Regions from separate parts of the Homo sapiens genome. Here region 2 is linked to region 1. Evidence: chromatin loops called from intact Hi-C (ENCODE). Cell type or tissue: psoas muscle. All regions are shown on one strand. Links, peaks and the distances in the headings refer to the core of each region. The heading gives the core; the rest is flanking DNA.

The links. Hi-C counts contacts between places; a loop is a spot of excess contacts. Peaks named below come from ENCODE experiments on the same cell type or tissue, not always from the same donor. Only the 100,000 strongest peaks of a DNase experiment are listed, where the experiment ranks them.
Region 2: a loop joins it to region 1, with 2.3 times the contacts of the local background. A loop is called at or near these places in 33 of 110 quality-filtered maps.

Annotation. Positions count from the first base shown.
Region 1 is chr21:42,977,286-42,991,416 of GRCh38, reverse strand. All of the region lies in intron 1 of PKNOX1 (PBX/knotted 1 homeobox 1), which reads right to left. Among named protein-coding and RNA genes, the nearest start is that of PKNOX1, 9.8 kb to the right of the region's middle. RefSeq lists a silencer at 2,407-2,573 and enhancers at 8,687-9,226, 9,227-9,768, 9,769-10,309. In psoas muscle, for the core only: no CTCF peak of the experiment used is centred there; no DNase peak of the experiment used is centred there; H3K27ac peaks cover 940 bases.
Region 2 is chr21:42,932,305-42,947,919 of GRCh38, reverse strand. LOC124905023 (a long non-coding RNA gene) reads left to right here. Exons shown (of 2, transcript XR_007067882.1): 2 at 1-3,131. LOC124905022 (a long non-coding RNA gene) reads right to left here. Exons shown (of 2, transcript XR_007067881.1): 1 at 15,225-15,615; 2 at 10,955-13,842. Among named protein-coding and RNA genes, the nearest start is that of MIR5692B, 11 kb to the left of the region's middle. RefSeq lists enhancers at 9,176-9,834, 9,835-10,492, 10,493-11,151. In psoas muscle, for the core only: no CTCF peak of the experiment used is centred there; a DNase peak (open chromatin) is centred at 7,599; H3K27ac peaks cover 971 bases.

The sequences.
Region 1 (14,131 bases), core at 1,475-9,474:
ATAACTCCTCTCTGTATAGTTAAGCCACCAACTCAATTTGTGGTTTGGTTATTTTTATTCGTTTTGCTTTCAGGGTTTTTTTTTTTTCTTTTTTTGTAGAGATGGGGTCTGGCTGTTTCCAAGGCTGGTATCGAACTCTTGGCTTCAAGCGATCCTCCCACCTTGGCCTCACGAAATGCTGGGGTTACAGCTGTGAGTCACAGTGCTCGGCTGCTTTCAATTTTTAGAGACTACTTCCCCCCAACTTTTGACTTCATTTTATTTTAAAACTATATTAAAACATCCATATAGTTTTGACAAGGTTCAGGACATGCTACCCCAAAATGTGGCACCTGGGCACACTGAATATTTGAAGCTGAAAGAATTTGAGAAGCAGCTTGTGCAGGAACATCTCTCTGACCTTCCCCAACCCTTCTCTCCTGAGGCAGGTCACGAAACCTAGGAAGGACTTTCTGACCCTCACCCAAAGCAGGTGGTAAGACCCTCATGTGAGAAGTGCCCTCCGTATCTACGGGGGGAGGAAACATGCTGACCTCCAAAGAAGGATACAGAGAGAAATCTGAACAGACCTTGCTAAGTTTCCCCCAGTTCATTGCGTTTAGCTCACACTCCTCCTATCATAGTTCTCCATAGCTTTTCATTGCTCATCAAACCTAACACAAAACCACTCAGGTTTAACCATTTCCTTGGGTCATTTCCTTATAAAGGCTCCCATGTCATGTAAAACTTATATTACATAAATTTGTGTGCCTTTCTCTTTTGTAAATCTGTCTTCTGTTCCAGGAGCCCCAGCCAATGAACGTAAGATGGGTAGAAGGAAAACATCTTTCCTCCCCTAGAGTTCCATGATCAGTACTATAGCAGATATGGCCAGAAATCCAACTTATAACACTGCCCCTTCCCTACTCCACAGGGAACCCCATTTTTACTAGTCTGGGGGTTAGCACCTTTATCATAAGCCAGTCTTCATCTGCCTTCCTTAGATAAAAGGCTATACTCTACAAACAGTTCTGAGCCTCACTTTTTTCACTTGCTAAGGATGCATCCTAGCAGTGTGCTCCACTATGCAGACTGACCAGACCCCAGCTGTGAACATGGATGTTTCCAGGAAGCCACAGTGGATCGTTACTTATTATTTATTTATTTATTTATTCATTTATGACGGAGTCTTGCTCTGTCACCCGGGCTGGAGTGCAGTGGTGTGATCTCGGCTCACTGCAACCACCACCTGATTTCAAGCAATTCTCCTGCCTCAGCCACCCGAGTAGCTGGGATTACAGGCACACTGTGTCCGCTTATTATTATTATTTTTTTTTTTTTGAGACAGGGTCTGGCTCTGTTGCCCAGGCTGGAGTGCAATGGCACCATCTGGCTCACTGCAGCCTCGACCTCCCTCACTCAAGCAACCCTCCCACCTCAGCCCCGGAGTAGCTGGAACCACAGGCATGCACCACCACACCCGGTTTACTTTTGTATTTTTTGTAGAGACAGGGTTTTGCCATGTTGCCCAGGCTAGCCTCAAACTCCTGAGCTCAAGCAATCTGCCCTCCTTGGCCTTCTAAAGTGATGGGATTACAGGTGTGAGCCACCATGCCTGCCCATGATTATTAACTATGCCTGTAAATGATATGTTAATATCCCTCTATCTAATGCTTCCGCCTTGAGTTCAGCTTGTCTAACATTTTAAATCTGCTTTTTGGCTGGGGGCGGTGGCTCACGACTGTAATCCTAGCATTTTGGGAGGCTGAGGCAGGCAGATTACTTGAGGTCAGGAGTTCAAGACCAGCCTGGCCAACGTGGTGAAACCCCATCTCTACTAAAAATGCAAAAATTAGCCAGGCGTGGTAGCAGGCGCCTGTAATCCCAGCTACTCGGGAGGCTGAGACTTGAGAGAATCACTTGAACCCTGGAGGTGGAGGTCGCAGTGAAATCGAGATCACATCACTGCACTCCAGCCAGGGTGACAGAGTGAGACTGACTCAAAAAAAATAAAAAATTGAAACAGAAACATACATTTAAGTAATCAAGTAAAATACATCTCTAAGCAATGTTATCCTGACCAGTCAAAAGATCCATGAGAAAACTATCACAAAAGCTGAAAAAAATGGAAAAAAACTGAAAAAAACAGGTTGGGGATAGGCCGGGCCCAGTGGCTTACATCTGTAAGCCCAGCACTTTGGAAGCCCGAGGCGGGAATATTGCTTGAGTCCAGGAGTTCAAAACCAGCAACATAGTGAGACCCTTTATCAAAAAAAAAAAAGTTGGAAATTATTCAGTCCCTTTTTACGTTTATTTTACAGAAGAAATGAGGAAAGAGACATCAAACAGAAAAAGGAAGGGATGAGGGAGATTCTACAAAGAAAGAAGTCCTGAGAAGCCAAAGACCAGTGAGGGGGTCCTCATCCAGCCCGCAGGGTCCCCAGCCTGAGAAGTCAAAGACCAGTGAGGGGGTCCTCATCCAGCCCGCAGGGTCCCCAGCCTGAGAAGCCAAAGACCAGTGAGGGGTCCTCATCCAGCCCGCAGGGTCCCCAGCCTGAGAAGCCAAAGACCAGTGAGGGGGTCCTCATCCAGCCCGCAGGGTCCCCAGCCTGTAGACCCTAACCAGTATCCCAGGGACCAGGCTCCCTCTCATCAACCCACTCCGTTCCTGGGCCAGCCCTGACCAAGGAGCCTGCCCTGCTGTCCCAGTGGCCTGGGGGATCAGCACAACTGCTCTCGGTGAAGCATGGGAGCCACCGGAAAGAATCTGACCCTCCACAGTGACTCTCAGCAAAGCGTGTCCCAGCGCTCAATGGGAACTAGTCACTGAAGCAGAGTTCTAGACTTCAGCTGTTAGAACTACTCACATATATTCCTTTACAATTCTAATGGTGATTTAAGAGCTATTTCTTTAGGCTCAACTTTTACATAGACAATACTGTATACCAATCACAGCAAGGCATGAGTCAGCTGAAGGAGAGTAGCTCACCAAATCCCCATGTGTTTTTCATATCTCCCAACAGTTCTGCTATTTGATTCCATTTAGATCCAGACCAACTTTGATTTGGTCCAAGTAAGAACTGAGGGCTGGCCGGGCACAGTGGCTCACGCCTGTAATCCCAGCAGTTTGGGAGGCCGAGGTGGGCGGATCATGAGGTCAGGAGTTTGAGACCAGCCTGGCCAACATAGTGAAACCCCATCTCTACTAAAAATACAAAAATTAGCTGGGTGTGGTGGCACGCGCCTATTTCAGCTACTCAAGAGGCTGAGGAGGGAGAATCACTTGAACCCGGGAGGCAGAGGTTGCAGTGAGCTGAGAGTAGGCCATTGCACTCCAGCCTGGGTGACAGAGTGAGACTCCGTCTCAAAAACAAAAACAAAAACAAAAAGAACTGAAGGTGTGGGAGGTGTGACCAGCAAACATTTTCTGTAAAGGGCCAGAAGGTAAATATTTCAGGTTTGTGGGTCACATACTGTCTGTATTACGTATGCTTTCTTTACAGGTCTTTAAAAATGTAGAGGCCGGGTGCGGTGGCTCACGCCTGTAATCCCAGCACTTTGGGAGGCCGAGACGGGTGGATCACGAGGTCAGGAGATCGAGACCATCCTGGCTAACATGGTGAAACCCTGTCTCTACTAAAAATACAAAAAATTAGCCAGGTGTGGTGGTGGGCACCTGTAGTCCCAGCTACTCTGTAGGCTGAGGCAGGAGAATGGCGTGAACCCAGGAGGCAGAGCTTGCAGTGAGCCGAGATCGCGCCACTGCACTCCAGCCCGGGTGAAAGAGCGAAGACTCCATCTCAAAAAAAAAAAAAAAAAGTAGAAACCATTCTCAGCCCTAGGGCCATACAAAAAAAAGGTCAGTGGGATCTGGCCCATAGGCCTGTGGTTTGCCAATCCCTGACCAAAATTATAGCTGTTCAAAGACAAGTGATACTTTTTAAAAAATCTTACTAGACTTTCTTTTCCTCTTTCTAGTACCCAGAGGAGTCAGAAAATCTGAGTATACATATATATATATATATATATATATTTTTTTTTTTTTTTTTTTTTTTGAGAGGGAGTTTAGCTCTTGTTGCCCAGGCTGGAGTGTAATGGCACGATCTCAGCTCACTGCAACCTCCGCCTCCCAGGTTCAAGCGATTCTCCTGCCTCAGCCTCCCGAGTAGCTGGGATTACAGGCATGCGCCACCACGCCCAGCTAGTTTTGTATTTTTAGTAGAGACAAGAGTTTCTCCATGTTGGTCAGGCTGGTCTTGAACTCCTGGCCTCAGGTGATCTGCCCACTTTGGCCTCCCAAAGTGCTGGGATTGCAGGTGTGAGCCACCGCACCTGGCCTGAGTATACTTCTTTAAATCCACCTAAAATGTGCTCTCTGACTCAGTTTAGTGACACTATCCTGTGTACTGTAATGTAATATACTAGACGCTGCCTTGCTGGAGGAGTCCACACAGCCCCATCCCCCTCACCAGGTGCCGCGCCTAGCAGAGGACCAACTCCCAGAGTGCCACCTCCTAGCTGCTACCCAGAGCAGTGTTGACTAATGAGCAGCCACAATTCCACTGGAAATTCTAGGGTAATTCCAGTTCTAGCAAACAGTAACACTGAGGCATTTATAAAGCCAGAAAACGACTGAAGACAACACAACAGTCAGATCCAGAGACTGCATCTCTAGGTATTGTGTTTTGTTACCAGTCCTCCCAAAATACCTTCTCCAGGACACCTTTTAGGACACTAACTATACATCATGACAGTTAAGTGAGCTTTCATTTTGTGTGTGAGAAGTTTTAGGCACCTGTGGTTCAGAAACCACAAGCCAGTTGTCCATCTCTCTTCCACCCTGGCTTCCACAGCTCCTATTCCAAAGAGATGTTCAGTCAATAAATGACTCATTCTGAGGAAAACATTTGTCAAGAAATCACTTTTTTTTTGTTTTTGAGACCAAGTCTCACTCGGTCACCCAGGCTGGAGTGCAATGGCATGATCTCGGCTCACTGCAATCTTCACCACCCAGGTTCAAGGGATTCTCCTACCTCAGCCTCCCCAGTAGCTGGGATTACAGGCACCTGCCACCATGCCTGGCTAATTTTTCTATTTCTAGTAGAGATGGAGTTTCACCACCTTGGCCAAGACGGTCTTTAACTCCTGACCTCATGATCCACCCGCCTTGGCCTCCCAAAGTGCTGGAATTACAGGCATGAGCCACTGCGCCCAGCCATCACTTTATTTTTCAAACAAGGTTTGGCGAGGTATCATTTGAAGTGTAATATTCAAATAAAATCATAGATCGTAAATCCTGTTAAAATCTGTATCAAAAAGTATTTCTAACCCAAAGGCCCACATATGTCCCCTAAAGACAAAACAAAATTCTAGTATCAAAGGTATTTTACATTTTAATGGTTTTGCAATTTTTTTTTTAATTTTTTTTTTTTTTTCTGAGACAGAGCCTCGCTCTGTTGCCCAGGCTAGACTGCAATGGCACGATTTCAGCTCACTGCAATCTCCACCTCCCAGGTTCAAGCAATTCTCCTGCCTCAGTCTCCTGAGTAGCTGGAATTATAGGCACCCGCCACCATGACCAGCTAATTTTTTTGTATTTTTAGGAGAGACTGGGTTTTGCCATGTTGACCAGGCTGGTCTCAAACTCCTGGTCTCAAGTCATCCACCCGCCTCAGCCTCCCAAAGTGCTAGGATTACAGGTGTGAGCCACCACGCCCGGCCTGCAATTTGTTTTAACAGACTCTGAGCTGGATGGTCTGTTACAGCTGGTAAATTTAAATTCGCATCAAAGTTTTAAGACCCTGGCCGGACGTGGTGGCTCACTCCTGTAATCTCAGCATTGTGGGAGGTCGAGGCAGGCAACTTATTTGAAGTCAGGAGTTCGAGACCAGCCTGGCCAACATGGCAAAACCCCGTCTCTACTAAAAACACAAAAATGAGCCAGGTGTGGTGCCTTGCACCTGTAATCCCAGCTACTCAGGAGGCTGAGGTCAGAGAATCACTTGAACCCAGGAGGTGGAGACTGCAGTGAGCCAAGATCACTCCCCTGCACTCCAACCTGGATGACAGAGTGAGACTCCGTCTCAAAACAAACAAACAAACAAACAAAAACCAAAAAACAAACAAAAAAAGGAACAGAAAGAAAATAAGGGGCCAGGCACAGTGGCTCACGCCTGTAATCCCAGCACTTTGAGAGGCCGAGGAGGGTGGATCACCTGAGGTGAGGAGTTCGAGATCAGCCTGGCCAACGTGGTGAAACCTGTCTCTACTGCAAGTACAAAAATTAGCCGGGCATGGTGGCGCATGCCTGTAGTCCCAGCTACTCGGGAGGCTGAGGCAGGAGAATCGCTCGAACCCGGGAGACAGAGGTTGCAGTGAGCCGAGATCGTGCCATTGCAGTCCAGCCTGGGCAACAGAGCGAGTGAGACTCCATCTCAAAAAAAAAAAAAAAAAAAAAAAAAAAGAAAAGAAAATGAGGAACCCTAACCCTTGGAGGCAAGGACCCCTTTCCCATGGACAGCCTCTCTCAGGCACTGCCTACACTGGGCACACAGCACTGTGGAACTGGCACCTGCACTCCCTCCCTGCACAGCAGCCACCCCTCTCTACTCTCCCTGTCAGCACTAAGCTTGGTGGGTCAGAGGGACTCCAGCTTTCGGATGGCAAAACACAGAAAGTATCAAAACCTAAATACTCAAAAGGCTCCACAACATAGAGCATGGCCGTAAAATAATACAAAAAACTGGAACTGGCCGGGCATGGTGGCTCACGCCTATAATCCCAGCACTTTGGGAGGCCAAGGCAGACAGATCACCTAAGGTCGGGAGTTCGAGACCAGCCTGAACAACATGGAGAGACCCTGTCTCTACTGAAAATACAAAATTAGCCAGGCGGGGTGGCACATGCCTGTAATCCCAGCTACTTGGGAGGCTGAGGCAGGAGAATTGCTTGAACCCAGGAGGTGGAGGTTGTGGTGAGCCAAGATCATGCCATCGCACTCCAGCCTGAGCAACAAGAGCAAAACTCTGTCTCAAAAAAAAAGAAAAAGAAAAAAACTGGACTCACAAAAGTGTATGAGACCTTAAATTTTTAAAACGAGAAATGTGTGGATTATATAAATGTTTTAAAAATCACTAAAATGCCAACTAAAAGCATAACACAATATAGCTTAAAAAATATGTAAAAACGTATGAACATAGCCAGGCACAGGGGCCCATGTCTTTAAGTCCCAGCTCCTTGGGAGGCTGAGGCAGGAGTATTACTGGATTACTTGAGCCCAGGAGTTGGAGACCAGCCTGGACAACATCATGAGACCCTGTCTCTTTAAAACACACACACACACACACACACACACGCACACACACGCACACACGTATGCATGTAAGAAACCCAATTCAAAAAGGGGCAAAGGACTTGAAGAGATATTTCTCCAAAGACATGTAAATGGCCGATGAACATGTGAAAAGATGCTCCACATCACTAATTATTAGGGAAATACAAATCAAAATGACAGTAAGATGCCACCTCAAATCCATTAGGATGGCTGCTATTAAAAAAAGCAACAACACATAAGAAAATAAGTGTTGGGTAAGATACGGAGAAACTGGAACCTCTGTACTGTTGGTAGGAATGTAAACTGATACTCTCTCCTTATTGAGTCCTTGGAAAAATAAAAAATAAATTAAATTAAAAGGAATATAAAACAGTACAGTTGCTGCGAAAAATCGGATGGAGGTTCCCTAAAAAATTAAAAACAGAATTCCAGTATGATCCAGCAATCCCACTTCTAGATCTATATCCAAAAAAATTGAAAGTAGGATCTCGGAGAAGTATTTACACACTCAGGTTCACAGTTTTATTATTCAAAATAGTCAAAAGGTAGAAGGAACTCAAGTGTCTGTTGAGGGATGGATAAACAAAATTCAGTATATCCACACAATGGAGTATTCAGCCTTAAAAAGGAAGGAAATTCTGACACACACTACAACATAGATGAACCTTAAGGACATTATGGTAAATGAGCTAAGCTGGTCACAAAAAGACAAATACTACCTAATTCCACTGGTATGAAGTCCCTATAGTAGCGAAATTCAGAGACAGGAAGTAGAATGGTGGTTGCCAGGGGCTTCAGGGAGGGGAGATGGGGAGGCAGTGTTTAATGGGTATAGAGTTTCAGTTTTACAAGATGAAGGGTTCTGGAGACAGATGGTGGTGATGGCTGTACAAAAGTATGAATGAACTTACCACCACTGAACTGCACACTGAAAATGGTTAAGATGGTAAATTTTGTTACGTGTATTTTACCATAACAAAAAATTGGAAAAAAAAGGCCAGCCACAGTGGTTCATGCCTGTAATCCTGGAACTTTGAAAGGCAACAGTGGGCAGCTCATCTGAGGTCAGGAGTTCGAGACCAGCCTGGCCAACATGGTAAAACTCCATCTCTACTAAAAATACAAAAATTAGCCAGGCGTGGTGGTGGGCACCTGTAATCCCAGCTACTCAGTAGGCTGAGGCAGGAGAATTGCCTGAACCCGGGAGGCAGAGGTTGCAGGGAGCCAAGATTGCACCACTGCACTCCAGCCTGGGCAACAGAGCAAGCCCCTGTTTCGTGGGGGAAAAAAAAGTATGCTCAAATACGTAACTAAATTTAGAAGAACGTAAAGTTTAGCAATTTAATGTTTATTAAACTTTTTTTTTTTTTTTTGAGATGGAGTTTCGCTCTTGTTGCCCAGGCTGGAGTGCAATGGCGCGATCTCAGCTCACCATAACCTCCACCTCCTGGGTTCAAGTGATTCTCCTGCCTCAGCCTCCCAAGTAGCTGGGATTACAGGCATGCACCACCACACCCGGCTAATTTTTTGTATTTTTAGTAGAGACAGGGTTTCTCCATGTTGTTCAGGCTGGACTCGAATTCCCGACCTCAGGTGATCCACCCACCTTGGCCTCCCAAAGTGCTGGGATTACAGGCGTGAACCACTGCACCCGGCCTTATGCTCCTTTTTCTTGTCAAGTTAAATTCCTAACATTTTTAATGCAAAAAAATGTACAAACCTTCATAAAATGTCTGAGAGAACATGTAACAAAACACATGCGCTCACTCAGGCATTATGTTCTGGAAACTGTGATCATAGTACCTACCAATCCACAGCCCCTTTGAGTGACCCAACCCCACTGGCAGGCCCTGCTCAAAGGGGGCCTTCCTTGTGCAGGTGTCAGAAGCTCATTCCTCCCCAAGCACCACTCCCTGGGCCAGGTAGCCCTGCAACACCCAAGGCCAGCCCCCAGCCCGAAGGTCAGCGCCTGGTAGGTGGTGTGAGGGGAAAGAGCACAGGCACTCTCTCTGAGGTGGGTGCTGGAAAAGGGAGAGTACAGGGCAGGTAAGGCTGGGTGAGCCCCCACTGTGAGGGGAGCGTACAGATGGAACAGACAGTGGAGGGCAACCACCTAATTGAAGCGGAAGGCCAAGAGCCCTGGTGCAGAACTGGATCCTGCCAGAGCACAAACCATGGTTCCATCTGCCCAGAGGCCCAGCAACAATACAGTGGTCCCAAGAATCCCATAGACTCCTGTTTTCTTTATCCCTGCATGATCCTGAACCACCTATCTCACCACCCACCCAACTTGAAGTCAGCCTGCTCCCTGCCACCCTGAGAACCCGACTAAAACAGCCAATCATTCCAGCGTCAATCGCAGACGGCAAACAGTACAATTAGCTGGGTGTGATGACACGTGCCTGTAATCCCAGCTACTTTGGGGGCTGTGGCGGGAAGATTACTTGAGCCCAGAAGCTCCCGGCTGCAGTGGGCCGAGATCGTGCCACTGCACTCCAGCCTGGGTGAAAAAGTGAGACCCTATCTCAAAATAAAATAAAATTAAAATTAAATAAAATAAATAATAAAATAAAATAAGCTGCTCTGTCCCCTTCTCAAGTCCCTGAGGCATGGCCTCAGAATCAGAGCTTTAAACAGGAGTTTTATACCACATGCCAGACAACACGTTGACTGAATTACCACACTGCCTTCTATGTGAATCTTCCAGAAACAGTAACTAAACCGGCAGGGGCTAATAATCCAAAACAAGGAGCTACCATCTGCCAAGGGCGGGAACAGGCCAGGCTCCAGACTTTGCACACTGTCACGAGCAGGGCACCGCCAGCACCAGGCCTGCTGGCTCTTTCCACCAAGGACCATGCCTCTCAGCCCTTGAGTGCTTCTCCTAACAGTTTCCAGACTGACCTTCTTCTATGTGATATGTCCACTCTACATGTCCTCCTGAACAGTGTACACAAGACAGAACCATGAGGTATCCACTCAGTGCTGCACACGGATGCAAGATGGTACTTCCCAGGGCCTGCAGCCACTTCCTTCACCCTCACCTCCAAGGACACACACTGTTAGGCTTTGGGTTCCCCTATCTGTGCCGTTTTTATTTCCTTGTCTCTTTTGTCATCAATATAATCATTTGAGGAAGTAAAGAAAGGACACCATATATTCCTACAAATGGATAGGCTGAGAGTAAATCAACTTGGTATTTGTGAACATGAATGATAAAAGGCAAAAACTTCTAGCTGAAATGTAGCACTCCTTCAATTACAAAGGCAGACAATAAGCCCTGGAGTTTTAGCAGGAACAGCAACAGGTATTTTCCAAAGCATTAGAGTGTCACAAAAAATCTCGTCACTACTCCCAAATGAATTACCAGAGCCACAGCTCAATCCGGTTACTAAGCTAATAAATGGGACTATCACCAATTTGGTTCAATACAGTATTTTAATAACTGTATTTCAAAATAATTTGTTCTCTTCTTCATCTATTTATTTCCTTTAAAGTGCTGTTAAGAGGCCCCCAGAGGCCAAGCAAACGTGAAAATTTAAGACGCCCCCTCTCCCACCAGAGTCTATACTTTGCATCACTTTAGCAGTTTCAGGCTGTCCTTCTAAACAGTTTCAGACACTTTTAACAATTTGCAACAAAAGTGTAAGCCGCAAATAGGATGTTACTTCTCATAAGTAGCACCTTTCTATTTCTGCTATTTACAAGTAGTATTTTTTTTTCTCTTTTTTCGGACATGGAGTCTTGCTCTGTCGCCCAGCCTGAAGTGCACTGGAGCGATCTCAGCTCACTGCAACCTCCACCTCCTGGTTCAAGTGATTCTCCTGCCTCAGCCTCCCGAGTAGCTGGGGATACAGGCTCCTGCCACCACACCCAGCTAATTTTGCATTTTTAGTAGAGACAGGGGTTGCCCCATCTTGGCCAGGCTGGTCTCAAACTCCTGACCTCAGGCAATCCACCCACCTCGGCCTCCCAAAGCGCTAGGATTACAGGTGTGAGCCACCGCACCTGGCCTCACAAGTAGTACTTTTCTAAAGTTACTGCCAGAGAAACGTTAACTACATATAGAGTACAGGAATCCCAACAAAATGCATTGTACTCAGTATCATTACCACAGAACCTGCTGGCACTTAGATCATAAGCGCAGAAGGTTAATCTTTGAAACAAGTCATACTTCACTGACCATGTTTCATCAATTCTAAGGCACACTTTTAAATGTCTGAAGTGAAAAGCATCCTTCACTGATGGGGTAAGAAAGCAGCGTGCCAGAAGGCACTGGGAGCATCTGTAGTGGTATAACACACTGCTGCATTTTAGATTCAACAGACTATAAGCACCTCATTTTTCTTTTTTCTTTTTTTCTGAGATGGAGTCTCGCTGTGTCACCCAGGCTGGAGTGCAGTGGCGCGATCTCGGCTCACTGCAAGCTCCGCCCCCTGGGTTCACGCCATTCTCCTGCCTTAGCCTCCCAAGTGGCTGAGAATACAGGTGCCCGCCACTACGCCCAGCTAATTCTTTGTATATTTAGTAGAGACGGGGTTTCACAGTGTTAGCCAGGATGGTCTCGATCTCCTGACCTCGTGATCCACCCGCCTCGGCCTCCCAAAGTGCTGGGATTACAGGCGTCAGCCACTGCGCCTGGCTATAAGCACCTCATTTTACCTTTTATTGTGTTTTGCTTTATTGCACTCAGCAGGTACTATGTTTTTCACAAGTTGAAGATCTGTGGCAACCCTGTATGAAGAAAGCAAGCCTATTGGTGCCAATTTTCCAAAAACAGGAGCTCACTTTGTGTCTGTGTTACATTTTGGTAATTCTTCACTATTTCAAACTTTGTCATTATTATGTCTGTTACGGGGATCTGTGATCAGTGATCTTTGATGTTCAGGTCAGGAACAGTGATTCATATGGGTAATCCCAACACTTCGGAAGGACGAGGCAGGAAGGCGGCTTGAAAGGATTCACCATTCTGGAAAGGAACTTAAGAGACAGCCGAGGCAACATAATGAGACCTCACTTCTACAAAACTTTTTCAAAATTAGCTGGGCATGCTGGCACATCCCTGTAGTCCCAGTTACTCAGGGGGCTGAGGTGGGAGAACCACTTTAGCCCAAGAGGTCAAGAGTGCAGTGAGCTATGATCTCACCACTGCATCCCAACCTGAGCAACAGAATGAGACCCTGTCTCTCAAAAACATAGCCAAGGCCAGGAACAGTGGATCATGCCTGAGGCTGAGGCAGGAGGACCACTTGAGGCCAGGAGTTTGAGACCTGCCTGGATAACATAGGGAGACTTCATCTCTTTAAAAAAAAACAAAAAAGGGCTGGGTGCGGTGGCTCATGCCTGTAATCCCAGTACTCTGGGAGGCCAAGGTGGGTGGATTATTTGAGGTCAGGAGTTCAAGACCAGCCTGGCCAATACGGCGAAACCCTGTCTCTACTAAAAATACAAAAATTAGCCGGGCGTGGTGGCTCACGTCTGTAGTCCCAACTACTTGGTAGGCTGAGGCAAGAGAATCACTTGAACCCGGGAGGCAGAGGTTGCAGTGAGCCAAGATCGCGCCACTGCACTCTAGCCTGGGCGACAGAGCGACTCCATCTCAAAAAAAAAAAAAAAAAGAAAAGAAAAGAAAAAAACAAGTTAGCCAAGTTGTAAATGCAAAGCAGAAGTTTCTTTCCAATTTTTGAAATTAAAAAAATACATACACAAATTTTTGAAATTTTAAATCACCTCTCAGAACAAAGGAAAACTTAAAGGCAATTAAAAAGTGCTACTCCAGTGAACACATGAATAAGAAAATGGCCAGGTCCGTTGGCTCACACCTGTAATCCCAACACTTTGGGAGGCCAAGGCGGGCGGATCACTTGAGGTCAGGAGTTCGAGACCAGCCTGGTCAACATGGTGAAACCTTACCTCTACTAATAATACAAAAATTAGCTGGACACATGCTGCACACCTGTTATCCCAGCTACTCGGGAGGTTGAGGCAAGAGAATTGCTTGCACCCAGGAGGCAGAGGTTGCAGTGAGCCATGATCATACCACTGCACTCCAACCTGGGCAATAGTCTCAAAAAAAGAGGGAGGGAGGGAAAGAAAGTGAAACAGCCTTATTGGTGATATGTGGAAAGTATGAGTGGTCTGATTAGATCAAACCAGCCACAACATTCCCTTAAACTGAAGCCTAATCGAGAACCAGGCCCAAGTTTTCTTCAATTCTATGAAGGCTGAGAGAGGTGAGGAAGATGCAGAAGAAAAGTTGGAGCCAGGCACGGCAGCTCACCCCTGTAATCCCAGCACTTTGAGAGGCTGAGGCAGGTGGATCACCTGAGGTCAGAAGTCCCAGCCTAGCTAACATTTAGTAGAGCCCGTCTCTACTAAAAATACAAAAAATTAGCTGTATGTGGTGGCAGCTGCCTGTACTCCCAGCTACTACGGAGGCTGAGGCAGGAGAATCGCTTGAACCCGGGAGGTGGAGGTTGCAGTGAGCCGAGATCACGCCATTGCTCTCCAGCTTGGGCAACAAGAGTGAAAATCCATCTCAAAAAAAAAAAAAAAAAAAAAAAAAAAGTTGGAAGCAGCAGAGGCTGGTTCATGAGGTTTAAGGAAAGAAGCTGTCCCCATAACACGAAAGTACAAGGTGAAGCAGCAAGTGCTACCTAACAGAAAAGCAACACCAGGTTATCCAGGTCTAGCTAAGATCATTGATGAAGGCAGCGAGACGAAAAAGCAGATTTTCAATATAGACAAAAGACTTCCTTTGGAAGGAGATGACATCTAGGACTTTCATACCTAGAGAGAACTCAGTGCTTAGTTTCAAAG
Region 2 (15,615 bases), core at 2,944-10,943, 45 kb after region 1:
CAAATTTTAAAACATTAATTGTAAAGGAAATTCTGTGTATAAACATATTTGCTAAAGTTAAAGAAGTATCATCCAGTTTTTCTGTGAACTAGACATTAAAGTAAAAGCATAACAGGTTTTTCTTAAAGCACCAACCTGCTCTTTAGCAAAAATTATGAAAGGTTAAAAAGAGTCTATAAAATCGTAACTTACGGTCAAACATTAAAAATTAGATAAATATGTCTACAGGCTTTTATTAAAATTAGGTTTAACATTAATAACACACTAATATAAACATAACATTTAGCTTATCTGGTATAAAAATCATACAAGAAGCATTGTTAAATGTAAAATGGTATTTGGCTTTCTTTGGTTTAAAAACTAATAAAAATAGGTGCTAAAGGAAATTTCTCAGTAAAAAGACACTAAGGACTATAAAGTCCACTGCCAAGGTCCCCACATTTAAAACAAAAGGTCAGTTTCTTAAAAATTATATACTTGGTTTATCTTCCACTTTCCTTTCTCTCAAAAACTAAAAGTCTTTTAGCACATGTACCACCGCTAGAATTTCCAGTAAATCAGCACCAGCCTGAAGATCACGTTCTCATCAAAGGGTGGAAAGAAGAAAAACTTGAGCCCGCCTGGGAAGGACCCTACCTTGTCCTGCTAACCACCAAGACTGCTGTTTTTACAGAAAAAAAAAAAGATGGACTCATCACACCCAAGTCAAGAAAGCGCCACCCCCTCCAGAGGTGGGGGCCATAGTCCCAGGGGAAAACCCTACCAAACTAAAGCTAAGAAAAATGTAACTCTTTTCATCTACTCTATTACTCTTTCTTCTTTCCTCATTCTATTGTTGACCATATAGTTATTAACATAATCAAATCAATTTCACCTCAAACTATTGCATTTAATTCTTGCCTTGTTATACCCTGTGGGGACTTGCCAATTCCAAGACAGCTTTCTACTTCAGAAAAGTATCTCTGCCCCTCCTGACTCTCCTCAGACTGGGCATTAGTAAACGAGGACCATTTAATCCGGGGAGATTTCAATAAACACCCCAGTGCCAACTAGGAGTCTTGCCCCCTGACGTAGAGCTTTCATGCCATAGTTGGTCCAACGTCCTGTGGACCACTAAAGAGCAAGGACGGACTGACCCAACCGGTTTTTATAATTTCCTAAAACCATACATTCATTTTACTAGAGGATCATAGAAGTTAAAGACTTAAAACAAACTTTATCAATTAAGACAGGATACCAAGATGCAAATGCCTAGTTAAAATGGATCAAATATTCCATTTGACATTAAATAAAACCAATTGTTATGCTTGTGCACATGGCAGGCCAGAGGCCCAGATTGTCCCCTTTCCACTAAGGTGGTCCTCCAGTTGACCAGGTGTGGGCTGCATGGTAGCTCTTTTCCAGGATTCTACGGCCTGGAGTAATAAGTCGTGCCAAGCTCTCTCTGCTATATCCCAAAGTCCAGCACCCTGTGGGTCAGCCCCTGAGGGCCATCCAACCTCCGTCTCCCAACACTAAGTTCACTTCGTGTCTCTCATGACAGGGAGGAAACTTCGTGTTCCTTGGAGACCTGAAAGGATGCAGTGAAGCATAAGAATTTTCAAGAGCTTATCAATGAGGCAGCCCTTGTTCATCCCTGAGCGGATGTGTGGTGGTATTGTGGTGGACCTTTACTGGGCACTCTGCCGAATAACTGGAGTGGCACTTGTACTTTAGTCCGGTTGGCTATCCCTTTCACCCTGGCATTTCATCAATAAGACATCATAAAGCGAGAGAAGCTCCTTAGGGGTCTTTCAACTCTCATGTCTATTTAGACGCAATTGGAGTCCCACGAGGAATACCAGATCAATTTAAAGCTTGAAATCAAATAGCTGCAGGATTTGAGTCAATATTTTGGTAGGTGACAGTTAATAAAAATGTAGATTGGATAAACTACATCTATTACAACCAACAGCAACGAGCTTTTCATGAGTTAAAAGAAAACTCACGTCAGCTCCAGCCCTGAGGCTACCTGACCTGACAAAACTCAACATTCTATGTGTCAGAAAGAGAAAAAATGGCAGTTGGAGTTTTAACCCAGACTGTGGGGCCCTGGTCAAGGCTAGTGGTCTATTTCTCAAAACAACTAGACAGGGTTTCCAAAGGCTGGCCCCACGTCTAAGGGCCCTGGCAGCAACAGCCCTGTTAGCACAAGAAGCAGATAAACTAACCCTTAAGCAAAATCTGAATATAAAGACCCCCCATGCTGTGGTAACCTTAATAAATACCAAAGGATATCATTGGTTAACAAATGATAGATTAACCAAGTACCAAATCATGCTATTTGAAAATCCCCACATAACCATTGAAGTTTGCAACACCCTAAACCCCACCACATTTCTCCCGGTATCAGAGAGCCCAGTTGAACATAACTGTGTAAAGGTGTTGGACTCAGTTTATTCTAGCAGGCCTAACCTCTGAGACCATCCTTGAACATCAGTAGACTGTGAGCAGTACGTGGAGGGGAGCAGCTTTGCCAACCCCTGCAAAGTGACTCTGAAGAAGACGACAAGCCCTACTCCAGTCACACCTGGAAGCTGACTGGTCCACACACAGCCGAAGCATGAGAAAACCCATTGCGGGACTCATTTTTCTTAAAATTTGGACTTTTACAGTAAGGACTTCAAATGACCTTCCTCAGACTAAGGACAGTTCCCATTGTATACATCAAGTCACTGAGGTAGGACAAAAGGTTGCTATGGTCCTATTATTTTATGGTTATTATAAGTGTACTGGAACTCTAAAAAGAACTTGTTCGTGTAATGTTATTCTATACAAAGTATGTAGCCCAGGAAGTGACCAACCTGATGTGTGTTATGACCCATCTGAGCCTCCCATGACCATAGTTTTTAAAATAAGATTAAGGACTGAGGACTGGTGTGGACTCATAAATGATACGAGTGAAGTGTTAGCCAAAACAGAAGAAAAAGGGGTGCCCAAACAATTCATCTTAAAATTTGATGCCTGTGCTGTCATTAATAGTAGTAAGTTAGGAATAAGTTGTGGTTCTCTTCATTAGAAAAGGCTATATGGCAGAAAATAAATACATCTGTCATAAATTAGCACTGTGTGGAAATAAATGTAAACACTGGTCTTGTGTCATTTTGGCCACTTGGACAAAAAGAAAATGAAAAAGATCCAGTCCACCTTCAGAAAGGAAAAAATGGCCCTTCCTGTACTAAGGGACAATGTAACCCCTTAGAGCTAGTAATAACCAAGCCCCTTGACCCTCGCTAGAAAAACAGAGGAGCGCGTGACCTTAGGAATTGATTGGGCCAGACTGGATCCTCAACTAAATATCTTGGTTCAAGGAGAAGTTTACAAACGCTTTCCTGAGCCAGTGTTTCAAACTTCCTATGATGAACTAAATGTGCCAGTACCAGAAATTTCAGGAAAAACAAGAAATTTGTTTTTGAAATTAGTTGAGCATATAGCCCAGTCTCTCAATGTCACTTCATGCTATGTATGTGGAGAAGCTGTAATAAGAGATCAATGGCCATGGGAAGCCCGAGAATTAGTACCTACAGACCCAGTTCCTGATGAATTCCTGGCTCAAAAGAATCACCCTGATAATTTCTGGTCCTAAAAGCCTCAATTATTAGACAATATTGCATAGCTAGAGAAGGAAGAGAATTCACTCACCCCAGAGGACGACTTAGTTGTCGGAGACAGAAACTGTATAATGATACCACAAAAACAGTCACTTGGTGGACTCCAGTGAACTCCAGTTCAAATCACACAGAGAGAAATCCATTTAGTAAATTCCCAAAGTTGCAAACTGTGTGGACCCACCCGGAGTCCCACCAGGACTGGACAGCCCCCACTGGATTATACTGGATATGTAGGCACAGAGCTTACGCCAAATTACCTGACCAGTAGGCAGGTAGTTGTGTTATTGGTACTATTAAACCATCTTTCTTCCTACTGCCCAAAAAAACAGGCGAACTCCTGGGCTTCCCTGTCTATTCTTCCCACGAAAAGAGAATCGTAGCCATAAGAAATTGAAAAAATGATAAATGGCCCCCTGAGAGAATCATACAACATTATAGTCCTGCTACTTAGGCACAAGACGGCTCGTGGGGATACCGGACCCCCATTTACATGATCAACCGAATCATACAGTTACAAGCTGTCTTAAAAATAAACATTAATAAAACCAGCAGAGCCTTGACTATTGTGGCCTGGCAAGAAGCTCAGATGAGAAATGCTATATGTCAAAATAGATTAGCTCTCAACTACTTGCTAGCAGCTGAAGGAAAGGTCTGTAGGAAATTTAACCTTACTAATTGCTGCGTACACATAGATAATGAAGGGCAAGCAGTTGAAGACATAGTTAGAGATACGACAAAACTGGCACATGTGCCCATGCAAGTGTGGAATGGATTTGATCCTGGGGCCATGTTTAGAAAATGGTTCCCAGCACTTGGCTGGGTGCAGTGGCTCAGGCCTGTAATCCCAGCACTTTGGGAGGCCGAGGCAGGTGGATCACGAGGTCAGGAGATCGAGACCATCCTGGCTAACATGGTGAAAGCCCGTCTTTACTAAAAGTACAAAAAATTAGCCGGCCATGGTGGTGGGCGCCTGTGGTCCCAGCTACTCAGGAGGCTGATGTGGGCAGATCATTTGAGCCCAGGAGGCAGAGGTTGCAGTGAGCCGTGATCTTGACACTGCACTGCAGCCTGGGCAAAAGAATGAGACCTAGTCTCAAAAAAAAGAAAAAAAAATCACCTTCATTTGGGACATCATGGCAAGCACTGGAGAGAAGCCAGGTGGTTCCCCATGTCCTGACCTGGCTTGAACATCACCTGCACACTTAGGTTATCATGTGCCTGGCAAACATTGACCAAGGAATGCCCAGCCTGCTGCCTGGGTACCAGGGACAGTGCCTACATCCTTCTGCTGCCCTAAGCAGGGTTCTGAGTGTGGTCCATCCCTCTTTTCCCCGAGTCACTGGGCAACTGCCAAATGCCGGGCCTTCCCTGAGCCCTGTGCACCAGAGAGCAGAGCCCTGGAGAGATCCCCACACTGTGTCCCACCCCTCCCCTGTGACTTCAGTAAGACTCGCAGTGTGCACTTGCTCATGACTCCCCAGAACTCTAGGATGGCACCAGTGTTGGTTTTTTCTTTCTTTTTGTTAGAAATAAATTTTTGGTGCCACAAAGAAATAGCACTCAAACATAAATTTAATTTTCTCAGCAAGGCAATGTTACTTCTATAGGAGGGTGCACCTCGAGGGTGGAGCAATGGTGAGAGCAAATCTGAAAAGGGAAGGGAAGGGGTTCTTATCCCTGATGCATGCAGCCCCTACTGCTGTGTCATTCCCATATTAGCTAGGGTTGGACCGCACCGTCTAAGCTAATTCCAGTTGGCTGTTTTAAAGAGAGCAGGGGTACGAGCTGGAGTGGCGGGGTGAGTAGTTTGGCGGGAAGGATGGTTACAAAACAGGTGACTCAGAATGACTCAGGTCAGAGCAGGTGATAGAGGCTAGGAGGGGACTGTTCACTGAAACTAGGGGCTAGGAGACGAAGGGAAAGAGGAAATTAAATTTTAAAATGAAGAACAAAGAACAGGGGAGCTGAACATACTGATGCACTGGTTCTTTGGAGAGGATCTCAGAACTCATTGTACTAAACAATTTACAGGCTAAAACCTTTGAAGAAGAATTTATTATATCCTACATTTTGTTTTTGTTTTTGAGACAGGGTCTCGCCCCGTTGCCCAGGCTGGAGTGCAATGGTGCAATCATAGCTCACTGCAACCTCCGCTTCCTGGGCTGGGTCAATCTTCCCACCTCAGCCTCCAGAGTAGCTGGAATTACAGGCATGCACCACCATGCCTGGTTAACTTTTAAATTTTTGTAGAGATGAGATCTCGCCATGTTGTGCAGGCTGGTCTCAAATTCCTGGGCTCAACGGATCCTCCTGCCTCCACCTTCCAAAGTGCTAAGATTATAGGCTTGAGCCACCGTGCCCATCCGGCACCAGTGTTTACCTGTGACAAAGCCACACCCAGACCCTCTACCTTCCCGCTCTTTGTCTCATGAATGAGTAATGAAACCATCCAGGCACAGAGACAAACCTCCTATTTGGTGGACCCGCTGAGATGCCCTGATTGCAAAACAACCATACCTGGAAATTGTCCTACCTATAACTTTTTGTGTGTGTGTGAGACAGTTTCACTCTTGTTGCCCAGGCTGAAGTGCAATAGTGCGATCTCGGCCCACCACAACCTCCGCCTCCCGGGATCAAGCAATTCTCCTGCTTCAGTCTCCCGAGTAGCTGGGACTACTGGCATGCACCGCCACACCCGGCTAATTTTGTACTTTTTAGTAGAGACAGGGTTTCTCCATGTTGGTCAGGCTGGTCTCGAACTCCTGACCTCAGGTGATCCGCCTGCCTTGGGCTCCCAAAGTGCTGGGATTATAGGCATGAGCCACCGCGCCCGGCCCTAGCCGGCTTCTTTACTGCAACCTGTTTTATCAGCAAGGTCTTTATGACCAGTGTCTTGTGCGAACTTCCTATCTCATCTTGTGACTTAGAATGCCTTAACCATCTGGGAATGCAGCCCCGGGAGGTCTCAGCCTCACTTTACCCAGCCCCTATTCAAGATTGAGTTGCTGTGGTTCACACGCCCCTGACACTCAAACACGTGCATTCAGACACTCACACGAGCAGGTGAGCGGCTTTGTGACACGCTGGCTGGAGAATTCCCTCTCCAAATCACAGTTCTGTTCTCAACCTTTTGTGCATAGGCCACTCTGATTTGCTCCCTGACTGCCAACCCCCGCCAAGAAAAACAGACTTTGGGCTGGGTGCGGTGGCTCACACATGTAATCTCAGCACTTTGGGAGGCCAAGGCAGGTGGATCACCTCAGGTTAGGAGTTTGAGACCAGCCTGGCCAACATGGTGAAGCCCCATCTCTACTAAAAATACAAATATTAGCTGGTTGTGGTGGCGGGCACCTGTAGTCCCAGCTACTGGGGAGGCTGAGGCAGGAGAATCCCTTGAACCTGGGAGGTGGAAGCTGCAGTGAGCCAGCATCATACCATTGCACTCCAGCTTCGGTGACACAGTGAGACTGCATGTCAAAAAACAAAAACAGGGTCGGGTGTGGTGGCTCACACCTGTAATTCCAGCACTTTGGGAGGCCGAGGCTGGCAATCACCTGAAGTCGGGAGTTTGAGACCAGCCTGACCAACATGGAGAAACCCCATCTCTGCTAAAAATACAAAATTAGCCAGGTGTGGTGGCGCGTGCCTGTAATCCCAGCTACTCGGGAGGCTGAGGCAGGAGAAGTGCTTGAAGCTGGGAGGCGGAGGTTGTGGTGAGCCAAGATAGTGCCACTGCACTCCAGCCTGGGCGACAGAGTGAAACTCCATCTCAAACAAAAACAAAAACAAGACTTTGTAAATAGAAAGATGTAAAGAAAGATAAGAATTTTGAGGCTGATACATTTCACATGCCCGGGGCTCTGTATTCTTTCTTCCTGGGCTCCTTCCCCATCCCCTGGATCGTCTTGTCATCATCGCCCCTGCTCACAGTGAACGATTTCCTCACTGGGAATTTCACAAGAACTGTAGACGCTGCCAGAATTCTTTGGCACAAAACTCCTCTGAGTCAGAGCCTAACGCTGTTAGCAAGGGAAGAACAGCTGCAAGGGCCACACATCTGTGAGTCTTTTGAGAATTTTATGATGAATAAAAACTATCCGTTACACAGACTCATACATTATATATTAACCTAACATGTCTTCAATTGCACTGCTAACCGTCTCTTTTCATACTTTTTTCTAACGACACCCCAATCCCAACAATAAATTAAAAAATCTGAAACTTTGACTATCTAGTAGCACTGCATGCCGTTTCCTAGTCGTATTCCTATTCCGCCTTTGGAGTAGCCATTCCCTTATTCCTTTACTTTCTTAATAAACTTGGTTTCGCTTTACAGACTGGCCCTGAATTCTTTTTGGCACGAGATCTAAGAACCCTCTTTTGGGGTCTGGATCTGGACCCCTTTCCTGTAACATAAGGGTCCCTTCACTGCGCTTGTGACATCCCAGGATCACCCTGGCCTCTAGGCAGTGTAGCTCCAGCTGGGCTGAGTGGAAGAGCCACCCAACGTGTTCAGTTTTACAAGAAGAATCATAAATAGAGCATTCACCAAAGGGGCAGAAGAGAAGCGGAAACCCTCAGGGTGCTGAGATTGTGGAAAGAGAATGATGCACTTAAATAACTGAAAGGTTGAAAAAAGTATGAAGAGCATCAAAAGATGCTGGAAAATACACCTTAAAAATACTGTGACCGGGGGCGGTGGCTCACGCCTGCAATCCCAGCACTTTGGGAGGCCGAGGTGGGTGGATCACCTGAGGTCGGGAGTTCAAGACCAGCCTGGCCAACATGGAGAAATCCCATCTCTACTAAAAATACAAAAAAATCAGCCAAGCTTGATGGCGCATGCTTGTAATCCCAGCTACTCGGGAGGCTGAAGCAGGAGAATCGCTTGAACCCGGGAGGCAGAGGTTGCAGTGAGCTGAGATCGCACCATTGCACTCCAGCCTCGGCAATAAGAGCAAAATTCCGTCTCAAAAAAAAAAAAAAAAAAAAAAAAAACAAGAAACAAAAAACCAAAGAAAACTTCAAGCCCCATGAGCTGGCTTAGGCTGACTCCCGCAAGTAGATGCCTTAGTTTGCAACCCGTCTGGTGACACAATTAGGATTTTTAAAGTGCTCAGTGGCACAAGGAAAAGGGAGGAAGGGTGGAAACTCAAAGCCATGAGAAAGACAACAGCCTGGGCTGGCGCGGTGGCTCACGCCTGAAATCTCAGCACTTTGGGAAGCTGAGGTAGGAAGATCACTTGAGGTCAAGAGTTTGTGACCAGTCTGGCCAAGATGGTGAAACCCTATCTCTAGCAAAAAATACAAAAATGAGCTGGGCGTGGTGGTGCACGCCTGTGGTCCCATCTACTTGGGAGGCTGAGGTGGGAGAATCGCTTGAACCCGGGAGGTGGAGGTTGCAGTGAGCCATGGTCACGCCACTGCACTCCAGCCTGGGGGACAGAGTGAGACCCTGTCTCAAAAAAATGAAAGACAAGTGCCTGCTTTTAAGTACAACTCAGGCCAAGGAAGGGCTCCTCCATGCAGAGGATCCTCACTGACAGCAGCAGGTAAACATTGCACCTGTGTCCTGCAGAGGCCCTCGGAGTCCCCCCTCCCTTTCCTCAGATAGGAAGGTTCAGATTCCCAGGGCTTAGGTCAGTTTGCAGAAATGTCTTTTCCCCCCTTTCTTTTTTTCCATAAACTCCATAGTTTAAAGCTTCTTTCCTGGAAAATAGCTGTCGGTGCCATGAAACTTTGCCTGTTGCACTAGAACGTCCTTTCTAGAATTTCTCCCTTACTCCGGCAGCAGCGACTTTCCATATGTCCTGGAGAAGAGAGTGTTTTACCTTGGCTTCCTCTCATTGGCTCAGGGCCGAGGATGATATATTTTAAGCCGTACATTTAAAAATAAAAGTCTTGGCAAGGGTTCTGATGAACTAAAACCATCAAGACATACTCGTTAGCTTAGGCTCCCATCCGCTTGGATTTCATAAGATTTCAAAGCCAATGCTGGAAAGAGAAAAAGAAGGCCGGGCATGGTGGCTCGTGGCTGTAATCCCAGCGCTTTGGGAGGCAGAGGCAGGAAGATCACTTGAGCCCAGCAGTTGGAGACCAGCCTGGGCAATATAGCTAGACTCTGTCTCAACAACAACAAAATTAGTCGGGCGTGGTGGCACGTGCCTGTAGTCCCAGTTACTCGGGAGGCTAAGGCACGGGAACCTTGAAAATTTGAGGCAGGCCTCAGTTAATTTAGAAAGTTTATTTTGCGAAGGTTGAGTACGCACCCGCGACACAGCTTCAGGAGGTCCTGACAACACGTGCCCAGGGTGGTCGGGGCACAGTTTGGTTTTATACATTTTAGGGAGACGTGAGACATCAATCAATATAGGTAAGAAGTACATTGGTTCGGTCTGGAAGGCAGGACAACCTGAAGCAAAGGCAGGAAGACAGGAAGCGGGGAGGGGGCTTGCAGGTCACAGGTAGGAGACAGACAAATGGTTGCATTCTTTTGAGTTTCTGATTAGTCTTTTCAAAGGAGGCCATCAGACATGCATTTACCTCAGTGAGCAGAGGGGTGACTTTGAATAGAATGGGAGGCAGGTTGGCCCTAAGCAGTTTCCAGCTTCACTTTTCCCTTTAGCTTAGTGATTTGGGGTGGGGGCAGGGGCAAGATTTGTTTTCCTTTCACAGGCAGGAGAATCACTGGAGCTCAGGAGTTTGAGATTGTAGTGAGCTGTTTTAGCAGGATGAGCTGTGGACAAAACCCCTCAGACACCAAGATAGTGAAGGGAGTGGCTGTAATCAGCTGGGAGCATGGGCAGGCTAGCGTCTTAAAATCCGAGCTCCTCAGTGCTCAACTTCTGTCCCTTTTAAGGGCTCACAACTCTAAGGGGGTCCGTGTGAGAGGGTCGTGATCGATTGAGCAAGCCAGGGGGTATGTGACGGGGGCTGCGAGCACCGGTGGTCAGAGTGAAAAAGAACAGAACGGGAGGTTTCACAATGTCCTTCCACACAATGTCTGGAATCTATAGATAACATCAGTTCCTAGGTCAGGGGTCGAATTTTAACTACCAGGCTTAGGTCAGGCAGGCCCAGGCCTGGTTTCGGGTCTGCTTCCTAGGCGCCGGGCTACCTGCCTTTAGTTTCACTTCTCTTTTTCTGAGTATAGAACAATATAAAACAATATGAGAGGGTCTCTCTCTTACCTCATTCCCCTGCTTTGAGACTCTCACTTTTTATTAGTGGGAGTTCTCACTCTTATCTTTGCCACTTATGTCTTCTTGTTGTTGTACCTGAGCGAGTTAGAGAAAACGCCACACTTTGAGACGAATTAAGAGTCCGTTTATTTAGCCTGCGGCCAAGAGATGGCTAATGCTCAAAGTTCTCTTGGCCCCGAAGAAGGGGCTAGATTTTCTTTTATACTTTGGTTTAGAAAGGGGAGGGGGGGTCTAGTTAAAACAATTTTACAGAAGTAAAGTAGGCAAAAAAGTTAAAAGGATAAATGGTTACAGGAAAGTAAACAGTTCCAGGTGCAGGGGCTTTAAGACTATTACAAGATGATAGTCTTGGCTTTGGGCGTTATCAATCAGACGAATTCCTGGGAACTGCGGATATAGCTCGCCACAGTATCTTATCAGTTAACTGCATTCTTGGATGTGCTGGGAGTCAGCTTGCACAAGTTAAGTCCTTGAGGAAGGGGCTGCCAGGGAAAGAGCCAAGATGGAGTCTGTCTGGCTCTCTCAGCTAAGGGAGAGTCCATTCAGGTGGAAATGAGGCTAGGTGAGTAAAGGAAAGGGAGAGTCTAAGAACAGGGTTAGTAAGAACAAGGTTGGGCATTACATTGTACAATAGATTGCTAGTGATTCATATAGTACACTTGTGCTGATGCATTTTGGTGAACTAAGGTAGCGATGAAGCTTTTTATCATTTGAAGAGGTACAGGTAGCAAATAAGGGAGCAGTAAGCAGGTTTCTGTTACTATTATAACTCCTATTATAAGAGTTTTAAATCCTTCTAGTGCTGGGAACCACCTGGCTCCAGGGCCGAATCCGTGTTACACTTGCAAGGGCACATGTGCCAGTTTTGTCATATTTCTAACTATGTCTTTAACTACTTGTCTTTAATTATCTATGTGTACACAGTAATTAGTAAGGTTAAATTTCTTGTAGACCTCTCTTTCGCCTGCTAGCAAGTAGTCGATCTATTGATCGATGGCAAGTAGCTGCTAGCCAGTGTATTTTGATAGATAGCAGTTCTTCTCCGAGTTTCTTGCTGGGCCAGAACAGTCAAGGCTTGACCGGTTTTATTAGTGATGATTTCTAAAACAGCTTGCAACTGTATGATTTCGTTGAGCATGTAAATGGGGGTCCGGTATCCCCATGACCTGTGTTATGTCTAAGTGGCAGGCCTATAGTATCGTATAATTTTTTTTTTTTTTTTTTTTGAGACGGAGTCTCGCTCTGTCACCCAGGCTGGAGTGCAGTGGTGTGATCTCGGCTCACTGCAAGCTCCGCCTCCCGGGTTCACGCCATTCTCCTGCCTCAGCCTCCTGAGTAGCTGGGACTACAGGCGCCCACAATCATGAGTATTGTATAATTTTTTTAGGAGGCCATTCATCATCTTTTTAATTATCTATGGCTATGTTTCACTTTTTGCAGGAGGCATAGACAGGGAAGCCCAGGAGTTCACCTGTTCTTATGGGCAGTAGGAAGAAAGATGGTTTAATAGTGCCAATAACACAACTACCTGTCCACTGGTCAGGCAGCTTAGCATGGGCTGGATGTCTACATATCTAGTATAGCCCAGTGGGGGCCTCCAGCCCCAGTGGGATTCTGGGGGGGCCCAAACAGTCAGCAACTTTGGAAATTTACTGAATGGATTTTTATCTGTATGGCTTGAACTCCACATGTAACTGTTTTTGTGGTACCATTATACAGTTTTTGTCCAAGGCAACTAAGTCATCCTACAGAATGAGTGAATTCTTTCCTTTTTTAAACTATGCAATATTTTCTAATAATTGAGACTTTTAGAACCTAGAAATGATCAAGGTGATTTCTTTTGGGCCGGGAATTCATCAGGAACTGGGTCTGTAGGCACTAATTCTCAGGCTTCTTATGGCCATTGATCTCCTATTACAGTTTCTCCACAAACATAACATGAAGTGACATTTAGAGACTGGGCTACATGCTTGGCTAATTGCAAAAATGATTTCTGGTTTTTCCTGGAGTCTCTGGTACTGGCACATTTAGTTCATCATAGAAAGTCTGAAATACTGGTTCTAGAGAGAGTTTATGAACCTCCTCTTTTACTACGATATTTACTCTAGGATCTAGTCCTTTTCTATCCATGCCCAGAGATATGTGTTCTCTTTTTTTCTACCTTGGGTTTAAGGGATTTGTAATTACTAATTTTAAGGGGTTGCAGCTTCCACTCATACAGGCGGGGCTGCCTTCTCCTTTTTGGAGCTAAACAGGATTTTTTCATCCTTTTTCCAAGTAGTCCAGATGACACAAGACCAGTAATTACACACAGTTGCACATGAGCTTAATTCATGGCAGATATACTTATTTCCTGCCGTGTAACTTTTTTTTTTCAATTTAAAGAACCACATCTTATCCTATGCCGATTGCTATTGATAGTGGCACAAGCATTAAGTTTTAGGGTTATATGCTTGGGGACCCATCTTTCTTCTGTCTTAGCTGTTACTTTACTTGCGTCGCCTAGAAAATGACCAGTCCTTAATTTTATTCTAAAAACTGTGATCATGGGAGGCTTAAAATGGGTCATAACAGGCATCAGGTTGGTTATTTCCTGAGCTACATACCTTGGATAGAATAGCATTATACAAACAAGTTTCTTTTAGAGTCCCGGTACACTTATAATAACCATAAAATAACAGGACTGTAGCAATCTTTTGTCCTACCTTAGTGACTTGATGTATATACTGGGAACAGTCCTCAGTCTAAGGAAGGTCAGTTGAAGTCCTTACTGTACAAGTCCAAATTTTAAGGAAAATGAGTCCCGCGATGAGTTGTCTCATGCTTCGGCCGTGTGTGGACCAGTCAGCTTCCGGGTGTGACTGGAGCAGGGCTTGTCGTCTTCTTCAGAGTTACTTTGCAGGAGTTGGCGAAGCTGCTCCCATCCACGTACAGCTCCCAGTCTACTGATGTTTAAGGATGGTCTCGGAGGTTGGGCCCCCTAGAATAAACTGAGTCCAACACTTCTACACAGTTATGTTTAACTGGGCTCTCTGATACCAGGAGCAAGGTGGCGGGGCTTAGGGTGTTGCAAACTTCGATGCTTATGCGGGGATTTTCACAGAGCAAGCTTTGGTATCTAGTTAGTCTAGCATTCATTAGCTAATGATGTCCTTTGGTATTTATTAAAGTCACCACAGTATGGGGGGACTTTAGGTTTTGCCTAAGAGTTAGCTTATCTGCTTCTTGTGCTAACAGGGCCATTGCTGCCAGGGCCCTTAGACTTGGGGGCCAGCCTTTGGAAACCCCATCTAGTTGTTTTGAGAGATAGGCCACTGGCCTTGGCAGGGGCCCTACAGTCTGGGTTAAAACTGCAACTGCCTTTTTTTTTTTTTTTTTTACTTTTTTTTCTGTTAGCAAAGCAGCTGCCGCTACAGATTGAATGCATCTGGGCCATCCACGGGTTACTGGGTTAAGGATTTTTGATAGGAAGGCCTCAATGCTTTCGGGATACGCCCTTGTTTACACTGACAACAAAGTGGTATTAGAGTGTTTCCGGCTTATGGAGAATACCTTTAATTATCAATTATAGGTTTTAAATTTACCTTGGCTTTTAAAGAAATAGGGTATACTGTTTTTTTTCTTAACTACTTGTATATTTCTCTCTTTCTCTTTTTCTTCTCTCTTTGACTTTCTGTCTCTCTTAACTACTGTTGGGGGGAAGGGGTCTAAAACCAGCTGTGACTAAGTGTCTATGTACAGAAACTGGTCTGGGTGCCCTGGCTTACAAGTTACTTTGTGCCGTACCTTTGAAACAAGGGCCGTGTCCAAGCTTCTTTCTGATGGCCAACCTACCTCTAATGCTGGCCGGTCTATTTCACACAAAGTTCTAAGATTTCCTGGTGTCATAGTAACACCGTAATCTCCCTCAAATCCTTTCTTGAAAATTTTCAATATAGTTCCTAGTAGGGTGGGCTTATTTGTTTCTCACCCATGCTTCTTCAAGACAAAACACCACGCTCACACCACACGCACACCACAAAACAAAGAACAGGTAAAAAGGGCACACACACACTTTTGCAGTTTACACCAAACCAAAATCAAAACCAAAATCAGAGTATCCAGAAATCCAAGCCAGGTCAAAACCAAAACCAAAGTATCAAGCAATCTAAGTCAAGTCAAAAACAAAAACCAAAGTGCTGGTACAGGCACACTGTGGGTGATCAGGCCACCCTTCCACTCAAATGGAGTGGGCAAGTTCCCAAGACCAGTCCTGTCAAGCAATTCAAACCAAGTCAAAACCAAAACCAAAGTGCCTGTACAGGCACGCCGTGGGTGATCAGGCCACGCTTCCACTCAAATGGAGTGGGCAAGTTCCAAAGACCAGTCTTACCAAGTTTCAGATGTCTGGACTCCAGGTGCCAGTTCCTTCCCGGTGTTCAGCCACTGCATTGATCCTCCATGGGAGCCTGCCACACACTGCTCTGGGGGGCGTCCCACCGGGGCAAATGCCTACCCGGGAGCACTCTCAGGATCCGTGTCGCTCCAGCTGGTTGGAGTCCCCCGCAGGGATGTTCCACAGGGCAGGCTAAAGCCACCTAAGGAGCTGCCTCGACTGTCCATTAATCACCTCACTTCCCGGTCAGGGAACCAAGAAATGTAGCAGGACGAGCCGTGGACAAAACCCCTCAGACACCAAGATAGTGAAGGGAGTGGCTGTAATCAGCTGGGAGCATGGGCACGCTAGCGTCTTAAAATCCGAGCTCCTTGGGTGCTCAACTTCT